2 separate regions of the Homo sapiens genome follow, and region 1 is linked to region 2. The links are chromatin loops, found by intact Hi-C in ENCODE. Cell type or tissue: gastrocnemius medialis. All regions are shown on one strand. Links, peaks and the distances in the headings refer to the core of each region. The heading gives the core; the rest is flanking DNA. Region 1 holds the start of MUC22 (mucin 22). Region 2 overlaps VARS2 (valyl-tRNA synthetase 2, mitochondrial).

Region 1 (14,848 bases), core at 2,865-6,864, 79 kb after region 2:
CTCTGTATCTAGCTGCTCTGGTGGGGCCTTGAAGAACCTTCGTGTCCACACTCTGTATCTAGCTAATCTGGTGGGGACGTGGAGAACCTTTGTGTCTAGCTCAGGGATTGTAAACGCACCAATCAGCACCCTGTCAAAACAGACCACTCGGCTCTACCAATCAGCAGGATGTGGGTGGGGCCAGATAAGAGAATAAAAGCAGGCTGCCCCAGCCAGCAGTGGTAACCCGTTCTGGTCCTTTTCCTGACTGTGGAAGCTTTGTTCTTTTGCTCTTTGCAATAAATCTTGCTACTGCTCACTCTTTGGGTCCATGCTGCTTTTGTGAGCTGTAACACTCATCGTGAAGATCTGCAGCTTCATTCCTGAGCCAGCGAGACCACAAACCCACCAGAAGGAAGAAACTGTGAACACATGCGAACATCGGAAAGAACAAGCTCCAGACGCGCCACCTTAAGTGCTGTAACAGTAACCGCGAGGGTCTGCGGCTTCATTCTTGAAGTCAGTGAGACCAAGAAGCCACCAATTCTGGACACATCATGATGACCAGTGGTCCACTTTTGCATAGCAAAGTGCACTGCAGCACAGTCTTCAAACAATGCCTGCTGCATAAATAACCCTTCACAAACATGCTTCTTTAACCTCCGGAGTGGTTATGGGTTTTGGCAAGAAAGTCTGAGATGTGACCAGCTGCATATATTTTACCCTAAGACCTTGCTATAGAAAGGATGTTTTCTGGAGTGTCCATCGTCTTGCAGCTCTCCCAGACGTGGCTTCTGTTGCTTAGTCCTTGTTCAAAATTTCTTTTGGAGAAACTGGATTTGTTAGCCACTTATTTCATTCAGCCTTTGTTCCATAAAAGGGTCATACATGTAAAGTGGCTCCCAAACGCTGAAGGAGCCGAGAAACCAAAAACAAGGCAGATAGATCCAGTTTGTCAGTAAATGGTGATTTGCTGGGGAATTTACAGACAGAAGTGTAGTCTTGGGTGGCAGCAAGTCAGGTAGATCTCCACACCTGTTACCCCCAGACCCAGGGCTTACCCCGGAAAGGGTGTATACTTCCTGTAGAGACAATTAAAAGCAACCTTTCAGAACAGGCAGGAATGCTATGTGCGTCGTAGCCTGTAATTTATGCCATAATATCAAGGTTGCTTTGATCTAAAGGCAGGGGCTGGATGTGGTGGCTAATGCCTGTAATCCCAGAGCTTTGGGAGGGAGAGGAGGGAGGATTGCTTGGGGGCAGGAGTTTGAGACCAGTCTGGGAAACAAAACAACACCTCATCTCTACAAAAAAGAAAACCAAAATTAGTTGGGAGTGGTAGCATGTGCCTGTGGTCCCAGCTACTTGGGAGGCTGAGGCAGGAGGATCACTACAGCCCAGGAGTTAGAGGCTGCAGTGGGCTGAGATTGCACCACTGAACTCCAGCCTAGGTGACAGAGCAAGACCCTGTCTCTAAAAACAAAACAACAAACAAAAAACGAAGACAGGATTTACAGTAAGTACATGTCCTTACCAAGAACAGTAAATAAAGTAGGAATGAGGCCCATGTGACTCATGGGACCTGGGTTAATCAGAAGTCAACATGGCAGATTAGCATCCAAGATGGAGTCACTTTGTCTCCACAGCCTCTCAGCTCCCTCAGTCTTTGGGGGAAGGTTTGCATGCCCCTGCTCACTGAGGAACAGAGAGGCCACGCTGAGCCATATGCAGGCAATCATCATCATCTGCTCACTTAAAGGGATCCAGAAACCAGAAGGGAAAGACAAGTTGAACACCCTGAAAAGGTGCCTCCCACTGATAGGAACTGTGGAAACCCTTATGTGGAAAAGCATGAAAAGAAATAAGATCAGGCAAGGGTGTCCAGCTAGATCATTTTTTAAAAAAATAGTAAAACATGTATTTTCAAATTTTAATAGACAAATTGAAAGAGGCTGGCCATTATAGAGAATTATGCTAGTAATCCGGAAGAGCAAGCGCGAAAAATAACTCAAACAGACACAATTATACAGGAATAAAAATCACCCGGCAAATATAATACATTTGGAGGATAGATCCAGGAAGACTAACGTGCAAGTAATAAGGCTCAAAACAGAGAAAAAGAGACGAAATGGAAGAGAAGAATTAGAAGGGAAAAAAGAAGAGCTGGAATAGAGAAAAAAGATTTGAGTCTGTCTATGAAAAGCTTCACCAAGTACAACTCTGTAAATATACTAAAAAACACTGGTTTATTTATTTATTTATTTTAGACGGAGTCTTGCTCTGTCGCCCAGGCTGGAGTGCAGTGGCGTGATCTCAGCTCACTGCAACCTCCACCTTCCAGGTTCAAGTGATTCTCCTGCTTCAGCCTCCCGAGTAGCTGGGATTACAGGTGCGTGCCACCACACCCAGCTAATTTGTGTGTGTGTGTGTATTTTTAGTAGAGATGGGGTTTCACAATGTTGGCCAGGCTGGTCTCGAACTCCTGACCTCAGGTGATCCACCCACCTTGGACTCCCAAAGTGCTGGGATTACAGGCATGAGCCACTGCACCCGGCCTAAAACCACTGGTTTATATACTTTATTTTATTCTTATTATTTTTTTAAATTTGAGATGGAATCTCACTCTGTCACCGAGGCTGGAGTGCAGTGGCGCAATCTCGGCTCACTGCAACCTCTGCTTCCTAGGTTTAAGAGATTCTCCTCCCTCAGCCTCCCAAGTAGCTGGGATTATAGGCGAGTGCCACCATGCCTGGCTAATTTTTGTATTTTTAGTAGAGATGGGGTTTCACCACTGTTGACCAGGCTAGTCTTGAACTCCTAACCTCAGGTGATCCACCCATCTCAGCCTCCCAAAGTGCTGGGATTAGAGGCATGACCCACCTTGCCCAGCCAGGTTTATATACTTTAAACAGGTGAACTATATGGTATGTAAATTATAGCTCAATACAGCTCTTAAATTTTTACCAGGCACATTATGTAAATAAAAATTTTTATTTCCTGGCCGGACATGGTGGCTCACACCTGTGATCCCAGCATTCTGGGAGGCTGAGGCAGGCAGATCACTTGAGGCCAGGAGTTTGAGACCAGCCTGGCCAACATGGCAAAACCCTGTCTCTACTAAAAATACAAAAATTAGCCATGCGCGGTGGTGCGCGCCTGTAGTCCCAGCTACTTGGAAGGCTGAGGCAGGAGAATCACTTGAACCTGGGAGGTGGACGTTGCAGTGAGCTGAGATCATGTCACTGCACTCTAGCCTGGGTGACAGAGTGAGACTCTGTCTCAAATTTTAAAAAATTATTTCCAAAAATAAACAACAAATGACTCAAATGAATGGGCATTTTGAGCTAGAGGAAGGAGAAAAGGGGGGAGTCCCTGGTGAGCAATTTACCTTGTGATTGATTCACATAGTTGTGCTGTGAGTATCTCATTACTCCCAGCAACTGGGGTGTGCAGGTAGAGTTTGGAAGCATCATTACCCAGCTTTCGTCATGGAATACACCTACTCCTGTAATGTGACAAAGCCCCAGCCCACCAAGCATGCGTGACCCAAGCAAAAGTCCAGGAAGTGGACAGGGTTAAAGGGCTGCCCATCTAGACCTGTGCCTTTGCACTGTGGATTTAGCACAATGATCTTCACGTGGCATCTGTGCCCCCACATCTTGGGCGTACATAAAGACTTCCTGAAGAGTATTATGCAGGCGTGGGTTGTTTGATGGGAACCATTTTCCAGATCTTCAACTTCCGTATGTGCTTGTGGCCTAGAACTGATCTGTCTGAGGGCACCTCTGTGGTCAGGGCTACACTTTTCTGACTCTTCTTTGATGAACATCCAACATTTCCTCTGTAGCTCCCATATTATTATTACCACATTTCCGCAGGGTGTAGAACATTTCAGGGTGTCAAATAAAGCCTTTTAGTGAAGGGATACCTCAAAAACCACCTCTAATTTAGGGATCATATACCCAGAGTAGGACTTCCTGTTTTCTCCTGCCTCATATAAATTCCTGTGAAGGGCTACGTGGAGTGTAAGGAACTGGTAATTTTGGCATGTGTTAAGGTGTTATTTACGCAGATACACTGTAGAATGAAGTAACAGGAGTAATAAAAACTTCTTTTTTTCCTTTCTTTTTTTTTTAACAATCTCTTCTCTTCCATCCACTCTTTAAAAATGCATCCCTCTTGAGGGAGTATCTCATGAGATTGGAGCAAGAGCAGAATCAGCAGAAAGAATAGAGGAGGCAGTGGCTTATTTAACCAAGGAGAAAAATCCCATGGCAGCCAACCCACCTTATCTGTCTGTCTGCCTATTTTAGAATATTCAAGATTTGTCAACAACTTGCTGGGACAAAGCAATGTGCTATGAAGCACACTTCCCTGAATTGTACACCATTTTCTGTAAGGGGAAAGAGCTTCCTGTTCACTAGTTTCTTGGTTTAGGTAACAATTGTGTATTTGGCATGATTTCAAGGAGAAAGATGTTGTAAGCTCCAACTGATTAATGTTACACCTTAAGATAAAAGACACTTAGAGAGGCCATACGGCATGTCAGCTAAGAGCACAGATTGTGGAGCTCGAATTTCTGGTTTCAAATCCAATTTCATTGTGACTTTCCACAAATTCCTTAATTCTTCTGGGTCTCAGTTTCCATATTTGTAAACATGAGAGTGAAAATAGTACCCACTTCATGGGGTTATTGTGAAGGCTTAGAATAGTCCTGCATTTCGTAAGCGCTCTGTAAGTTGTGTTATTTTTAAAATGTTAGGTAAGTGGGCCAAGCGAGGTGGCTCATGCCTGTAATTTCAGCACTTTGGGAGGCGGAGGCGGGTGGATCACCTGAGGTCAGGCTTTTGAGACTAGCCTGACCAACATGGTGAAACCCCATCTCTACTAAAAATACAAAAACTAGCTGGCGTGGTGGCAGGCACCTGTAGTCCCAGCTACGTGGGAAGCTGAGGCAAGAGAATAGCTTGAACCTGGGAAGTGGAGGTTGCAGTGAGCCGAGATTGCACCACTGCACTCCAGCCTGGTCGACAGAGCGAGACTCCGTCTCAAAAAAATGAAAAATAAAAAATGTTAGGTAAGTTAATGATTCATATTTTCTTGAAAATATGGAAAGACGTATCATAAGAGAAGCATTTTTGCTTAATTCACCAAAAAGTTACTGGGGGCTATAAATTGAACACAGAGTCTTACAAGGCACAGGAAATTTTTTAGACGTTTATAAACATATCTTTTGATGCAGAGGAGTATGACAGGGTGATCAATAAAAGCTTTTCAAGCAAAAAATTATTACAGACCATATGACATCCCAGAAAAGACAAAACTATAAAGGCAGTCAAGAGTCAATGGTTGCCAGGGGTTACGAGGGTGGGGTGATGAATAGGTGGAGCACAGAGGATTCTTAGGGCGTGAAACTACTGTATATGATACTACAATGGTGGATGCCTGTCATTGTACATTTGTCAAAACCCATAGAATATACAAGAGTAAACCCTGACGTCAACGAGGTGGGGAGGTTGTGCTTGCGTAGGGGCAGGGAGTCTATGGGACCTCTGTACTTACCACTTAATTTTGCTGTGAACCCAAAACTGCTCTAAGAGATAAGGTTTATTAATTAGACATACTGTGATATATGTATAGCAGTAGAATATTTATGTTACTGGTATTTAATATGATATATGGAGAGAGACCAGTAGAATAATATGGGGAAAGTAAAATGGAACTATAAGTTCGTAGAGCAGGAGGAACCATTTAAAAACCTAGACTATTGAGGAAGAGCTTGCTTATATGTTATTCAAAAGGATAATGGAAGCTAGGTGCAGTGGCTCACGTCTGTAATCCCAGCACTTGGGGAGGCTGAGGCGGGAGGATTGCTTGAGCCCAAGAGTTCAACACCAGCCTGAGCAATATAGTGAGACCCCCCACATCTCTTAAAGTAAAATAAAATTTAAAAAAAGGATAATGATGAGTATTGAGATGCTGCTAGTGTTTAGAGTCTACTGGAAACATTTTAAAGAGTAGTAAAAACTTTTATTATTTCAATGTCTACATTTACAATATGGTAGAAATTACATTCTTTGCAATAATTAAATGTATGATAAAAAATTTAGATTAAACATAGACAGAGGAGGGAAAACAGCTTTTCAAAATTGTTTTTGAACGTATACACAACAGAAAATTTGAAGATGGGCACTCAAGCACATAGGACATTTCTACACAAATGGTGGCTCCAGATAGCTGAAGAAGCTTAAGCAGCTGTAGGAGAGATCTCCAAATCCAGGGACAGTGGCTGCCATCAGAGTGGTCCGTTTGTGGGAAAATGGGTCACAGACATAGACCATATCAGGCTATATTTCACAGAAAATCTTCTTCTTTTTGTTACTTTCTGATGAACTATATGCTATATGGAAGGTACCATTGAGACTCCTTGTGATGAAAATAACTCTACTTGAATTGGGGGTAAACTAAAATTAGAAGGGAAAGCAGACCCCTTGTCCAGCCAGGTTGAAGAAAATCTAAGCCGGTACAGGGTGAGGTTGAGAGAGATGGCAGCGAGAATCTGGAACACAGGCCTTTCCTAAATCAAACTTTCAGCACAGGTCATTCAAGGGCGAATTTCAAATCTATGCTATGTTTATAAATTGTGTACTCTACGTAATTGCCGGGTCCCTGGAATTCCCTACTCTGTGCGAAACTAATCTCTTACTCTCTAAAACAAACCCAAGTCCTAAGCCCACAACCCCTGTTTGCTCTTTCCTTCCTAGTCATCAGAACCCTCATGACTCAGACTCTCCAAGGAGGCATTTAAAAAAATGTTCTCGGACCAGTCAGCTCCACTCGAGCAACCTGCTCTTAACTCATTAATTTTCCCGACATGTCCCTTATGATGACTCGTCCATCTGTTTTTCAAATTCCACATAGCTGGGCCTCTGTAGCTTTGTGGTTTTATATTCCGCATACTTTCTAACAGTGACAGCTCCAGAATTTCTATGTCAGATGAAGTTGGGAACAGGCAGTCTGGTTGGAGGAAGATATTCAGGGGCCAGACTCAAAGTCCTGTTTGGACATGACAACCTCCTTTTATAATGGCGAAGAGCACAGGCTCTGCAGCTGGACTGATAGTTTAATTCCTGACTCCATCACTTACTAACTTTGTGAGTTTGGCCAAATTACTTGACTTCTCCATGGTTTAGTTTCCTTATTTGTAAAATGAAGACAATGGTAGTACTGTGTCTCAGAGTCGTTGGATGCCAATGCAGGATCCCAGTGACCAGATGGAACGAGAGGGAGCTCAGGAGAGACCAGCTTGAAGGGCCGAAGTCTTGTTCCCACATTGCCAGTAGGAGGCATAAATTCCCCCTCAGAGGACGTGCAGGAAAGAAGTGGAGGGGAGAGCCCTTGAAATGGGGGGAAAACAGTCCTGAGAGGGGCATTAAATTTCATATGGCCAAGTATTTACCCAAAAGAGACCTGAAACATTGTTTTCTTTTTCTTTCTTTTTTTTTTTTTTGAGACGGAGTCTCACTCTGTCACCCGGGCTGGAGTGCAGTGGTGCGATCTTGGCTCACTACAACCTCTGCCTCCCGGGTTCAAGCAATTCTCCTGCCTCAGCCTCCCAAGTAGCTGGGATTACAGGCACCCGCCACTACGCCCAGCTAATTTATTTTTATTTTTATTTTTATTAGAGATGGGGTTTCACCATGTTGATCAGGCTGGTCTCAAACTCCTAACCCGCCCACCTTGGCTTCCCAAAGTGTTGGGATTACAGGCGTGAGCCACCAAAATTTTTTTCTTTCTTATTGTTTTTAATTCTCCCCCCAAGCTTACTGAGGTAAAATAGACAAAAATTATATGTTTTCAGCGTGTACAATGTGTTGATTTGATGAGTATACATTGTGAAATAATTACCACTATCAAACTAATGAACACATCACCAACACATATTTACCATTTCTTTTCTGTGTGTGTTAGCAAATTTCAGATAGACAATACAATATTGTTAATTATAGTCTCCATGTGATTAAAGTTCCAGAACTCATTCTTCTTATAACTGAAAGTTTGTACCCTTGACTGTTGTTTTTAATCTTTAAATTGAGGCTTAAAATATATGCAGTAAAATGTGCAGAGTGGACACATAAGTGCTCAAGTCGTTGAATTTTATTTAATTCTTTAATGTATTTATTTTAAAGAAATAGAGACAGGGTCTTGCTATGTTGCCTAGACTGCTCTTGAACTCCTGGGCTCACACAATCCTCCCACCTCAGCCTCTCAAGGTGTTGGGATTACAGGCATGAGCCACCGCACCCGGCCAATTGTTGAATCTTAACACATGCATACACTCACCTACCCGCTTTCCAGATCAAGATGTGCCACATTCTTATCACCCCAGAAGCCTCCCCTGCCTCCTCCCCATCAGTGCCACCCTAGAGGTAGCCAGTATTTTGACTTTAATCATCATCAGTTGATTTTTCCATGTACTTGACTTTCATATAATTAGAACCATACAGTATGCCTTCCAAAAGAGACACTTTTAAAAGAAAATGAAATTTCATCACCAATATTTGGCAAGCTTATACCCGTATCCTCATTTCCAACCCCAGGCTTCCCTGCCATTGGTGGGAAAGAGAGTCTGGAAACTGAGTTGGGTGAGTTATAGCAAGCCAAACTACATTTTTCCTTGCATATCTGAATTACACGGGGTAAATTTCAATCAACTGCTAGTTGTGAGCCTAGAAATAGGGACGCAGGTGAGTCAGGGTCCCTGACCTATGCTTAAGAGCCATTGCCAAAGATTGACTCAGGGAAATGGGTAGTTCCGTGCCCCATCCTCTTCCCTACTCACTTCCGCTTGATACTAGAAGTGAGACTCACTCAGTGTCCACTTTCCCCACCCTTGGAGAGCTCACAGGGAGTGGAGTGTATCACTCACGTAGCCATGTGCTGCTCTGCAGCTGGGAAGGAGCACTCTGGAGAAAGCCGGGCGTGTGTCCTGATGCTCTTATCACCCTCCAAATCCCCAGCTTCCCCTAGATAGACTGCTATTGACCTTTACCATCCATTTGTTTCCTTTTCTTCTCTTCTTCCTTCTTTCTTCTACAAAGGCCTCCTGCTTTGAAAATGAGGCATACCCAGGGAAAACAGGTTTCAGGTCAGCTCTGGTTCAAAGGGTGGGTCCCTTCCACTCCGACAAGTTTGATCCCCTCATTCTGCCTCCCTCCCTGCCCCTCCTCATGTGTGCGCCCTCTGGTCTTGCCGACTCTGCTCTCTCCTCCGCCTTGATTCCTGTAGGGTACATCTCTCCAAACGGCCCTGCAGAAAGCACAGCGCAGAAATGCCCCTCCCTGGGGAGGGAGGACCCAAAGTTCTGGCCTCCCCTACTCAGTATCAGCTATAAATGCCACAGACACGTTTGCGAGGAAAAAAGAAGAAAAATAAGAAGCCAAACTGTGGAGCAATTTGGGGGCTCCCCCCAACCATGCCATCTGCCTACAAGGCTTACCCTGGCACTGGCTGGCCTTTGGGTCTTTTTGTGCAACTTTATTTTCTATCAAGGCCCAGGGGGTTTGCCCCTTGTCTCTCTGCCTCTTTGACCTATCCTTCCTTTGGAACCCAGGCATCTAAATGACAACTTCTATGTGCATCATTTAGAGATGAGAAGAGGAAATATCTCTCCTGCTTTCTGGTTCCTGTGGCTGCTTCTCTTTGGACTTCTGGGACCCAGTAAGTGACTTAGCAGTTAAGGAGGGAGAGGGGCATGGAGGCCACATAAGCCCTGAAGGAGATGGGGAATCCCCTGCCCAGGCATGACTCTTCTTCCAGAAACAATGATGATTCATTTTTTTTTTTTTTTTTTTGCCCATTTCTGCAAAAGCCAGTACTGATCCCAATTCCACTGACCATGATTCTGATGCTGTCTTAGAAGCAAATCTGTATTAGTCTCCCCCAGCTGTGGTTGTGAGCACATGTGGTGGGGCGGTGGGGCGGTGCTGGGGAAATGGAGGGGGGTGAGATTTTACTTTCCTTTGTATCTTGGATAAAAGTTTTTTTTTTTAACCGGAAAACTCTAGTTCCAATAGCATTCTTAATTCCAAATTAAAACCAGGATCTCAGTCTAAAGTCAAGTAAAAATCCTTCAATCCTTCTTTGTTTTTTTTCCATAGGTTATTTGGGTACAGGTGATATTTGGTTATGTAAGTGCTTTATTGGTGAATTGTGAGACTTTGGTGCACCCGTCACCAAGCAGTGTACACCGCACCCACCCTATCTGTAGTCTTTTATCTCTCGTGCCTCCCCCGTCCTTCCTCCCTAGTGCCCAAAGTCCACTGTATCATTCTCATGCGTTTGAGTCCTCACAGCTTAGCTCCCACCTATCAGTGAGAACATACGATGTTTGGTTTTCCATTCCTGAGTAACTTCACTTAGAATAATAGTCTACAGTCTCATCCAGGTCACTGCAAATGCCATTAATTCATTCCTTTTTATGGCTGAGTAGTATTCCATCGTATATATATGCCAGTTTCTTTATCCACCGTTGATTGATGGGCATTTGGGTTCCATGACTTTGCAATTGTGAATTGTGCTGCTATAAACATGTGTGTGCAAGTGTCTTTTTTGTATAATGACTTCTTTTCCTCTGGGTAGATACCCAGTAGTGGGATTACTGGATCAAATGGTAGATCTACTTTTAGTTCTTTAAGAAATCTCCACACTGTTTTCCATAGTGATTGTACTAGTTTACATTCCCACTAGCAGTGTAGAAGTGTTCCCTGATCACTGCATCTACGCCAACATCTACTGTTTTTTGATTTTTTGCTTCAACCCTTCTTCGGATGCTGCCTGATTCCAAATCCATGTATAATCCCCTGAGAACTTCCCTGGTAGAAACAAACCGGAGTTCGGCCACTGAGGGGTTGGCTCTGACATTGGATCAGCAATGGCTGTGAAAGGAAACAGCCCAGGGGAGAAGTGAATTGGGCTCCGTGTGACTCCAATGGGCTGTCTGAGATAGTACTGTTCACTCCAGTCTTTGATTTCTTACATCAACATATCTTCCCTAATTATGAGACACCAGGTTAATTGGCTCATCCATTCCATTGCCTTTACTGTAGGATGGCTCGTCAAGAAGTGGGAGGTGCGGTTGAAAGAGAAGGTATAGGTTGGATGATGTGGAGGATTTGGAGTGCTTCCCCCTTCTTCCTCAGTATGCATCTGTTTCCTGCACCCCACTCTGGATTCGCTCCCTCGCCCGCTTCAGCACTTCCCTCGGCGTTCTTTTTCTTCTCTTTCCCCTTGCCTTCACCCTGAATGCTTCAACTGTTCTCTACCTACCCATGCCTTCCAGATCTGCCCGTCGCCTGTCCTAATCCTGAACTCCAGTCCTATCTGTCTGATTTTAAACAAGAGTCCCCTTACCTCAGAAGAAACTGTCATTCATGTAGTCATTCAACAAACATTTATAGAGCTCCTCCTCTGGGCCAGGCACTGCTGCGTGCTAGGCCATGGTGAGGAATGGAGTGGGAAATGCCATGGTCTTGACCCCCATGGAACACTTGGTCTACTGTAAAACATAGACTTAAATAATATTTCCTAACAAAAGGGAGCAAGTGTGCAAGGGCTGAAAGGCCCCTCCTCTTTTCCTACCACTAGATCTATAAAGTAACCAACAGTGTCTCCTGTAGCCCCATTACAGTGGATTAGCAAGGACCAACTCCTCCATCTGAATGCTGGGCGCCGTCTCACCCTCCTGCCGTCTCAGGGGCTTTGCTCAGTGCATTTCTCCTTCCCCTCCCATCTCACTTTACCTTTCTTGGGTCCTTTCCATCAGCATCCAAACAAGCTCAGTTCTGTATGCACAAGTATCATCCAAGGAGACGATTAAAAACTTGGGTTTCCAGGCCCTGACACCCCACCAAGCAAGATCTTGATTCAGTAAGCTTGGTGGGATGGCGTGGGTTCTTCAGACAGTGTGATCCCAGAGGTCCCTGGACCAAACACTGAATGATGTCCATCCTAACGTCCCCGCATCACTCCTCAGCCACCACCTCTCCCTCCACTCTCCTCCTCACCCCCATTCTTTTTTTTTTTTTTGGAGATGGAGTGTGGCTCTGTCGCCCAGGCTAGAGTGCAGTGCTGCAATCTCGGCTCACTGCAACCTCTGCCTCCCAGGTTCAAGCGATTCTCCTGCCTCAGCCTCCTGAGTAGCTGGGACTACAGGCGCACACCGCCACGCCCAGCTAATTTTTTGTATTTTAGTAGAGACGGGGTTTCATTGTGTTGCCCAGGCTGGACTCGAACTCCTGAGCTCAGACAATCTACCCACCTTGGCCTCCCAAAGTGCTGGGATTACGGGTGTGAGCTACCGGGCCTGGCCCCTCACCCCCATTCTTGAAGGACTTCCCCACACTTGCTATGTCACTTCTCACCTCCCACTCACTTGTTTATTTTATTTTATTGTATTAGGTAATGGATGTAAGCAGTTCTGAAAAAGAAATACTTGTAGTCCTACAAGGCTTCTCATAAAACTTCAGCCCCTGATTCCCTTGCCCCAATTGCTTCTTATTCTGAGTCCTGCTTCCCAGGGTTCCTGTTGGCATTTACGTTCATACTGCATTTATCTATTTATTTAGAGACAAGATCTCACTCTGTCACCCAGGCGGGAATGCAGAGACACCATCATAGCTCACTGCAGCCTGGTACTCCCGGGCTCAAGGGATCCTCTCACCTCAGCTTTCCAAAGCACTGGGATTACAGGCGTGAGCCATTGCACCCGGCCATAAATTCTCTTACTACCATTACTTCTTTGTTGGTTGAGGTTTTTTGGGTTTTTTTTCCTGCTTTGGGCATGATTTATTGTCTTCCTTCTAATGAAAAGAAAGATTTAGGTTAGACCACTCCCCCTACACACTTACTGTCTCACATTCCCGCTCACAATTCTCCCCAAATGACTGTATCAAATTTTTGGTGTTAAACTAGCATTTAGTGTTTACATTATGATAACTATAAATTTTACCTCTAGTAACATTTATAACTGGGTCATATAATTGCATTGTGATGACATTATAATAAGTATAAATGACCTCTAGTAACATTTATAACTGGGTCATATAATTGCATTGTGATGACCATCCGTTCTTGTAATTTTTGTTTTTCTAGATATTAATAATAGCCTCATTTTTAAAATGTCCATAGTTTTCTTCATATATGTAATTAATTCATCCCAAAACCTCCACCAGAAGTATCCCTGTCTTTTCCAAACACATGAGGCAATCTATCAGTTTCACTTTTTTCCCTTGAGCAATCCCATTTGGAAGCCTCTGTCCAACCAGAGCAATCCCATTTAGAAGCCTCTGTCCAACCAGTACTGGTTGCTTGCTAGATCTCTTGTCCTGCAATCTGTATTCAGCAACATTCTGGAAATTCCCTTTTTTCCCTTGTAAATTCTTATCTTTTTTCTGGCTTTATTTTTCCATCTTGGAGCATCACTTTCTCTAGAAGCTTCCTGAGAGAGAGAGTTTATGGTGGGAAATTATTTTAAAACCTTATGCACTGTTAGGGTAATGCTAAGCTGCTGTAACAAGGAGATCCCGAAAGTGGCTTTGAAAAACAAGTTTATTTTTCTCCCTTGTACCAGTCCTAAGGTAAGTATTATAGGATGGTGGGAGCTCTGCTCCATGCAGTCATTCAGGGATCCTGGGTGAATATGGTTCTTCCGTCTTCAACATATGGTTTCCAGTGTCATCATCATTTCAGCCCAAGGAGAGGGAAGAAAAACAGTATTTTGTATTATTTTATGATACAGTCAGTCAAAGTGCAGCCACAAGAGGAGAGGCTTACAGGCCCTAGAGACAGGAGGCATGGCACTGCCATGCGGGACCACCTGAGAAAGACATCAAGGTAGTCAGGAGGCAGAAGACAGGAGTGAAGGAAAGATTTATGTCTTTCCTTTTATTGGGTTTCTGTGGGAAAGGCAAGGAAAGGCAGGGTGAACAGTTTAGGATTGGCTGGTTTGAATAATTCCTGTGTTCTTTGAGCTATATGGCTGATTACCACCTAGTTGCCTAGTACTTGACTTTGGAATGACTAAGGCAGATAAATATTGTTTCCTGGAGTATATGGGCCAGATAGAGGAGCTATGGCTCTGGAATGGTTAGTCTGCATATCAGCTCATGCTCCTGGCTGGACCCTTTGCTACTTTTAAGAATTGGCTAGCCCTGGAAGGTCCTGTCTCTCCCTAGCTAGAAAAGTTTGTTAAGATGTCAAAACATGATAATATACAGAAATTAAAAATATATATACAAGCAGAAATCAAGGAATAGGTATTTACTCTTAAAGAAATGAAGTGGAAATTAATATGTATTCCTTCCCTTCAGGGGCCTCTGACTAGGGCTTAGACATGTAGCCCTACCTAGCTACAAGAGAGGTTGACAAATGTAACTTAGCCATGTGCCCAGGAAGAAGAGAAAAATGGGCCCAGCTGTCCATAGACCTTATACATCTGAAAATGTCTTATTCCACCCTCACATTTGACTCATAGTTTAGCTGGTTATAGAATTCTAGGATGGATATGATTTTTCTCAGGATTTTAAAGGCGTTGATCCACTATTCCTAGATTCTAGATTGTGAAGTCTGATATTTAGATTACTGACCTCTTGTAAAAGACCCATTCTTTTTATTCTGGAGGATTTCAGATTTTTAAAACTACTGTTCTAAAATCTCATGATATGGTGTCATAGTATGGATTCTTTCATTGTGTTAGGAATTTGCACAGTAGAAAGTTGTATCAGTCAGTTCTGGGAAATTTTATTGCATTTTTTTCTTTGATAATTGCCTCTCGTCCATTTTCTCTGTTCTGTCTTTCTGAAAAAATCTT
Region 2 (7,090 bases), core at 58-4,057:
GTTTAAACTAGGAACAGTAATAGTATATGTTATGGTTGTGATGAGGGTTGGATAAGTTAGTAATAGGGTGTCCCCAAAATCTCAGTGCAGCTTTAATAACTTCAGAAGGATAAATGCTATGAACTCACCCAAAAATTATTTTAAAATTTAACTATTTAAATTTATACTTATTTGGTTTTGAGTTTTGACTAATTCATTTTAAATTCTAATTTATTTTTGGTTGGCCATTTCAATCACAGCAACTAAACAGGCATCAAACACTGATCATCTAAAACCTCTTAAATGACGCCTCACTTTTTGTCATGTTCCTTGAGATAGTGGATTTTCTGTGGTGCTGAGGACAGATCTCATTGCCCTAAGGAGATGGGGTGGATGGGTCGAGAAGAGAGCCAGCAGGGTTGGTACTGAGTCTCCCAGGAGCCCCTTTGCCAATTCTGGGTCCCCCCCATTGCCAGGAGCACTGGCGCCAGCCAGAGCTGGAGCGGCGCTTCTCCCGGGTCCAAGAGGTCGTGCAGGTGCTAAGGGCTCTCCGAGCCACGTACCAGCTCACCAAAGCCCGGCCCCGAGGTGAGGCAAGGCGGGTCCTGGGCTCGGATCCCTGCAGGAAAAGGGGGCTGGTGGGGAAAAGAGCAGAGCCTGAAGGGCCAACCCCCCCGTTAGGAGGTGCAGGGTAGGAAGGGAGGCAGGAGCTGAGGCCTTGCCCCTGACAGTTTCTTTCTTTCCAGTGCTGCTGCAGAGCTCAGAGCCTGGGGACCAGGGCCTCTTCGAGGCCTTCTTGGAGCCCCTGGGCACCCTGGGCTACTGTGGGGCTGTGGGCCTGTTACCCCCAGGCGCAGCAGCTCCCTCCGGCTGGGCCCAGGCTCCACTCAGTGACACGGCTCAAGTCTACATGGAGCTGCAGGTGACCAGAGGGGATGGGGAGGGTTAGGGCAGGCTTGGGAAGCATGCTGGGAGGAAGGGAGGGGCTGGGCTCTATAAAGTAGGGGAAGGGACCTTCTAATGGAGGATGGAGGCCTGGCAGCAGGCGGATGTCTGAGCCTTTTCTCCCTGTTCTTCCCCAGGGCCTGGTGGACCCGCAGATCCAGCTACCTCTGTTAGCCGCCCGAAGGTACAAGTTGCAGAAGCAGCTTGACAGCCTCACAGCCAGGACCCCATCAGAAGGGGAGGCAGGGACTCAGAGGCAACAAAAGGTAAGGCTGAGGGAGGCCCCCAGAAGGCTCCACCCCTGAGGGAATGTGGGCCAGGAGGGGCCTCATTCCTGGATCCTCACCTCCTTTTCTCCTCGTCCAGCTTTCTTCCCTCCAGCTGGAATTGTCAAAACTGGACAAGGCAGCCTCTCACCTCCGGCAGCTGATGGATGAGCCTCCAGCCCCAGGGAGCCCGGAGCTCTAACTCATCATCCCCATCAGTTTTCCTCCCTCTCAGACCTGTCTTTGAGGACAAACAGATTTGTCAGCTGTCAGGGTGCAGTGGGACGTCAGAGACTATGTGGTCCATCGCCTTCATTGTGTAAATGAGGACACAGACTGGCTTGGTCGCAGTGACTGTGGTGTCCTTGAGATGCTCACATTACTGCCCGGCCTGCCTCCCACCTGGAAGTCTGGGAATGAGGAGATTGAGATAAACTTTTGAAATCCCAAACATGTCTGTTTATGGCTCTTTGGTCCCCTTTGCTCCCAGTGGTGACTTTTGTGCTTCTGAGTTGTCCCCTGAGAGCTTGGTCTGGGAAAAGAGGAGGAGGGGTCCTCGCTGGAGGAAGAGGAACTTTCTAGTCATGGGTAGGGTATGGGCACAGTGGTTCCGGTTCTACCTACTTTCTGGACTAACTGACAGTGCCCTGGCTTTTGCAGGCTCTTTCTCCTCCACTTCTCACTAAATGGAAGCTTCCCCGCTCCTTGGCTGTATCCCTAGAGGTGCTGAGAGAAGTAGGACTTCCTCCAGACCTGATGGGCTGCAGGCTGTGCTGCAGATGGTGTGCCCCCACCTTCTGTGCTCTGACACCTGAGTGCCCAGCCTCTGAGTTACACATTCACAGCACAGCCAGCCACCTTACCCACGCCAAACACCATCTCATCTCCATGGAATTCAAGGGCCTGGCCCTTCCACGCCCAGAGTACATTCTGTCCAGCAGCTCTGAGTAGCCTGTCCTGGGCTGGGTCCTCTGTGGTGCTAGATGTACAATGCCATTTAATCCTACTGAAAACCTCATGAGGCGGGTGTTAGCTCCATTTTGGAGATTTTTATTTTTACTTTATTTTTGGGACAGGGTCTCGCTCTGTTGCTCAGGCTGGAGTGCAGTGGCATAATCATGGCTCACTGTAGCCTCAACCTCCAGGGCTCTAGTGATCCTCCTGCCTCAGACTTCTGAGTAGCTGGGACCACAGGTGTGCACCACTGTGCCCTGCTACTTTTTTTTTTTTTTTTTTTTTTGGAAACGGAGTCTTGCTTTGTCACCTAGGCTGGAGTGCACTGGTGAGATCTTGGCTCACTGCAACCTCTACCTCTCTGGTACAAGTGATTCTCCTGCCTTAGCCTCTTGAGTAGCTGGGATTACAGTTGTCTGTCACCACGCCCAGCTAAATTTTTTTTGTATTTTTAGTAGAGACAAGGTTTCACCATGTTGGCCAGGCTGGTTTTGAACTCCTGACCTCAAGTGATCTGCCTGCCTCGGCCTCCCAAAATGCTTGGATTACAGGCATGAGCCACCATGCCCAGCCCTGCCCTGCTAATTTTTAAAATTGTTCTGTAGAGATAGGGTTTTGCCATGTTGGCCAGGGTGGTCTTGAACTTCTGGGCTCAAATAATCCACCTGCCTTGGCCTCCCAAGGTGTTGGGATTACAAGCATAAACCACTGCGCCCAGCCCCCATTTTGGAGATGAAGACGTGTGCTCAGAGAAAAGTCTCCACTGGGACCTAACCCAATAAATTAGGTGCAGGCTCTTTCTGGCTGCTGTAACTAAACTTCAAATATAATGGTGGCTTAGATGAGGTGGATGTTTCTTCTGCTGGGCATAAGTAGTGCAGAGATCTGCAATAATGGGAGCCCACACCTCCTTCAATCTTATTTTCCTGCCATTCTGATGCATTGTCAAACTTCATGTCCAAGGTCTGCACCAGCTCCCATCACCGTGTCTGCATTTCCACCCAGAGGGAGGAGGGAAAGAAGGGGATGGGCAGTTTTCTTTTTCTTTTTACTCTGTTTCAGCAAGGTGTTTTTTTTTTTTTTTTTTTTTTTTTTTTGAGCACCTGCTATGGATGGGCTGGGCCTTATTCTGGACACTTAGATTCATCAGTGAGTGAAACAAAATTCTGTGCCCTTGTAGTACTTTCCTTCTAGCAGGACAGTCAGAAATAACATACAAATGAGTGAACGATATACTATGTTTGAATGTCATGAATGCAGGGGAGGGAAAAAGGATAGAACAAGGTAAGGGGACTCTAATGTGTTTGTGTGGCGGGGGGCAGGTTGTACTTTTAAATAGTGGGTCAGGGCAGAACTCACTGTAAAGGTGAGGTTTAAGCAAAGGCTTGTAGGAGGTATAGGAAGAGCGTTCCAGACAAAGGGAAGGGCCAGAGGAAAACAGATAGAGGCATGGTCAGACAGCTCGAGGAGTAGCCTGGAGACCAGTGTGGTGGGGCAGAGTGAGAAGGGGAGGATGGTGGGAGGTGGAGAAACAGAGGTGAGGGTGGGGAATTGGTGGGGGGTAGGGAAGACTCAAGGCGGACAATCTGGGGCTTGTGTCCAAAATGGTAGCCAGTTGGCTACCTAAAGCATTAAATAAAATAAAAACGTTCAGTTTCTTAGTCGTACTTGCCATATTTCAAGTGTTTTGGTAGTTGCATGTGGCCAGTGGCTACTATGTTCGTCAGCACGGTTATAAAACATTTCCATCATCACAGAAAGTTCTATTGGAAAGCACTGATCTAAGACCTTATAGGCTGTTTCAAGAACTTTGCTTTTCCTCCTCTGAAATGGAAGCTCCTTTCTTTTCAAGGATACTACCAGAAAGTTGCCCACCTCCTTTCTACTTGCATCCTATTGGACAGAACGTGATCACATGGCCACAGCTAGCTGCAAGGGAGGCTGGGAAATGTAATGATCCACATGCTGAGTTGAAATCTACATGACTATCCAAAAGGAGGAGGATGGCTGTTAGGGGGGCCAGTTAGCAGTCTCTGCCACCCCCAGGTCTGGTGAACCCCAAAGCACTCTTCACTGCACTGCTCTGTTTTGAGCCTTGGGAGACAATTCTTTGAGAAAAATAATCTGGAAATCACATCCTGGTGATCTCAGGCCCTGAAGTCTAGGAACCAGGTTGAGGTGCATTTAGCTGTCTGCTCTACCAACCTCTTGGACATTCAGATATCCAGTCCCCCAACTTGTTTGGGGATCCTCACAGCTGCCCCATGGGCGTCACCTGCCCATTACTGCAGGCTAGGGGCAAGTCATAAAATACTAGTCTCCTTTGGAGCCCCCTGCTACCTCTCCTTGGGGGCTAATTGTCCCAGGACAGTTGTGAAGGAAGGTAGACCAATTTTTTAAGTGTTTTTTTTCCACCCTGCCATTTTCTATGCTCCCCTCATCTTCAGTGATGCTCCATACTGAACTCTTGTTGTCTTCTGTCTCCAAAGGAGTCAGTCTCCAATTTCATATGGAGATAATGGAGGGTTGTGTAGGTGTGGGGGGCAGAGTGGGTACCACAGAGGACAGAGAGCAATCCTATCAGTACCCCCCACTGCTCAAGTCTGAGCTGCAAGTTTGTGTTTTGAGAGCTGGTGAGAAGTCAATTTTTTTTTTTTTTTTTTTTTTTTTGAGACAGAGTCTTGCTCTGTAGTCCAGGCTGGAGTGCATGGTCTTGGCTCACTACAGCCTCTGCTTCCCAGGTTCAAGCAATTCTGCCTCAGCTCCCCGAAGTAGCTGGGACTACAGGCACATGCCACCATGTCCAGCTAATTTTTGTGTTTTTAGTAGAGATGGCGTTTCACCATGTTGGCCAGGCTGGTCTTGAACTCCTGACCTCAGGTGATCCACCTGACTTGGCCTCCCAAAGTGCTGGGATTACAGGCGTGAGTGAGCCACTGCGCCTGGCCAAGATAATCTTGAGAAGGTGGTCAGGAGTGCCTGCCTCAGAAATCAGCATAAGGAGGACCCTGAACCCCAGGGGACTAGGAGTTATATGTTGGGACCAGGTTTCCATCCTAACAGCAATCCCTACCATCCTGCCGACGACCTATAAGACAGGCTGTGATATGTCCCTAAGTAGCTTCCCTGTGTGATCCTCACAACAACCTGATGGTGCAGGAATAATGAGAAAAACTCAGAATTGTGTAAAAACAAAACAAAACAACAACAACAAAAACCTTCCCCCAAACTGGGAGGGAGCTGAGAGGCCAAAAAGTGACTCAGACAAGTCCAGCTTGGTGAGTAGATGAGTTTTTTAGGACTTACATACAAGGCACTCCTGGATGGCAGCAGGACAGCTTTAGAGATCCGTGCTGCCTCCCATGCTAAAGCTGCTTTCAAGCTAATTTTCTGACTCTGCCGACTGTGTGTGTGCGAATGGACTGTTTTCCTTGGTGGGTTCCCAGATACTCTCCGGGATGTTTGGGTTCTCAGGGACACCTGCTCCTCGGCCAGGCACCGTGACCTTGGCTCGCCACCTGGCCTTCAGGATTCAGGCAGTGGCATACACCGTTAAGTAACCTGGTAGGGGACCTGTCACACTACAGCAGGTACCATCATTGTTCCCATTTTGCGAGTGAAGAAATGGAGGCTCCAAGAGGATAAGAAACATGCCCAGGAATTCACATGTGGGCTGGTGTCACCTCATACTCACATGGTTAACCAGGACAGGCTCAGCTTGCACCTGGCCTCTCCTCCCCAGCACTTGCGCCTGGCTGGGCATCCTCTCACAAGCTGAACCCGTCATCTCTCACCTGAGTGCCCACCCACCTCCCACCCCAATTACCTGTGTGGATCCATGGGCCAGGGGAACCATGTCCTGGGGGTGTTCTGCCTATGTCTCTTTCTTTGGTTTTTGAGCCCCTGGCCCCAATGCTTAAGCAAAGGGAAATGAAATAAAAATCTTGCTTAAACCAAGACCTCTGTCTAGTGCCTGACTTCTCCACTGCTATTAGATCTCAGGTGAGTGACTTGCCCTCTCTGAGCTTCAATTTCCTTATCTGTAAAATAGGATAATGATACCTAGTATGCCACATTCAAGACTGCTGCAAGCATCGAAATAGGGATGCAGGAGAAAAGCAGGACTTCAATAAATGTTGCTTCTCTTTATTCCCAGGTGTTCCAAAGATCTCAATTTGGTGTGTGTTCCTATGCATGCGTATATGTGTGTGGTGTGTGTGTCCCCAAACAACTCCCCAGATGCCTTGTAGGCCTGTGACACTGGTGTTGAGGGAGACATTGTCCATCCCTGGAACCCTCTGCTCAACAGGGGGACAGTCAGAGACTTGAGCATCCAACCCCCACTTCCTGCCAGCTCTGTGCTCAGGGACCCACAGAGTCAAGCAAGTTATTGAATTCAGCATACCGAATTTTATTTATTGCCGCTCAGGAGGGTGGGGGCCTGCTGAAAGACAGGGTCGGGGCCTGCCTCCTGCATCCCCGGCCCAAAAGCCCGGGCCAAGAAGGACACAGGCTTCAATGGCTGTCATGTGTTGCAGACAACATGGTGTTGAGATCTTGCATGGTGGAGGGTGACGCTGGTCCCTGAAGGGAGATGGAGGAGGAGGCAGAGCTGGGAACAAAGGGTTAAAGGGCGCCATGTAAGAGAGCTCTCCATTCCCACCACGGAGACATCCAGACCCCAGCAGAGGCCCAAACTGACTCACAAACACACAGCCCCATCTTTCCCCTTCCAAAGAACTACCTTTTCAAGCAATTCCAGGAAGCTGGACTCATAGGAGGAATTTGTCAGAAAAGACTCCTTCAGCTTCAGTTGCAAAGTCATACCCGGCCCTGCGGATCCAGAAGTACAGCTTAGGACCCAGCAGTCAGGGCTGATTCCTCCGGAGACACAGAACCTTCCTGCTCACGCTCCCCGGCACAGTTCCTCTTCCCCAGCAATGCCC

What was found. Peaks named below come from ENCODE experiments on the same cell type or tissue, not always from the same donor. Only the 100,000 strongest peaks of a DNase experiment are listed, where the experiment ranks them.
Region 1: it touches region 2 in a loop (4-fold over the local background); 2 of 110 quality-filtered maps call a loop at or near these places.

The regions. Positions count from the first base shown.
Region 1 is chr6:31,001,078-31,015,925 of GRCh38, forward strand. It overlaps MUC22 (mucin 22), which reads left to right and starts at 9,397. Exons shown (of 4, transcript NM_001395414.1): 1 at 9,397-9,699. The coding sequence starts at 9,630. In gastrocnemius medialis, for the core only: no CTCF peak of the experiment used is centred there; a DNase peak (open chromatin) is centred at 4,804; H3K27ac peaks cover 4,000 bases.
Region 2 is chr6:30,924,819-30,931,908 of GRCh38, forward strand. VARS2 (valyl-tRNA synthetase 2, mitochondrial) reads left to right here. Exons shown (of 30, transcript NM_020442.6): 27 at 456-567; 28 at 726-901; 29 at 1,062-1,190; 30 at 1,291-1,641. The coding sequence ends at 1,392. SFTA2 (surfactant associated 2) reads right to left here. Exons shown (of 3, transcript NM_205854.3): 2 at 6,889-6,977; 3 at 6,535-6,756. The coding sequence ends at 6,670. Among named protein-coding and RNA genes, the nearest start is that of SFTA2, 3.8 kb to the right of the region's middle. In gastrocnemius medialis, for the core only: no CTCF peak of the experiment used is centred there; a DNase peak (open chromatin) is centred at 2,063; H3K27ac peaks cover 2,449 bases.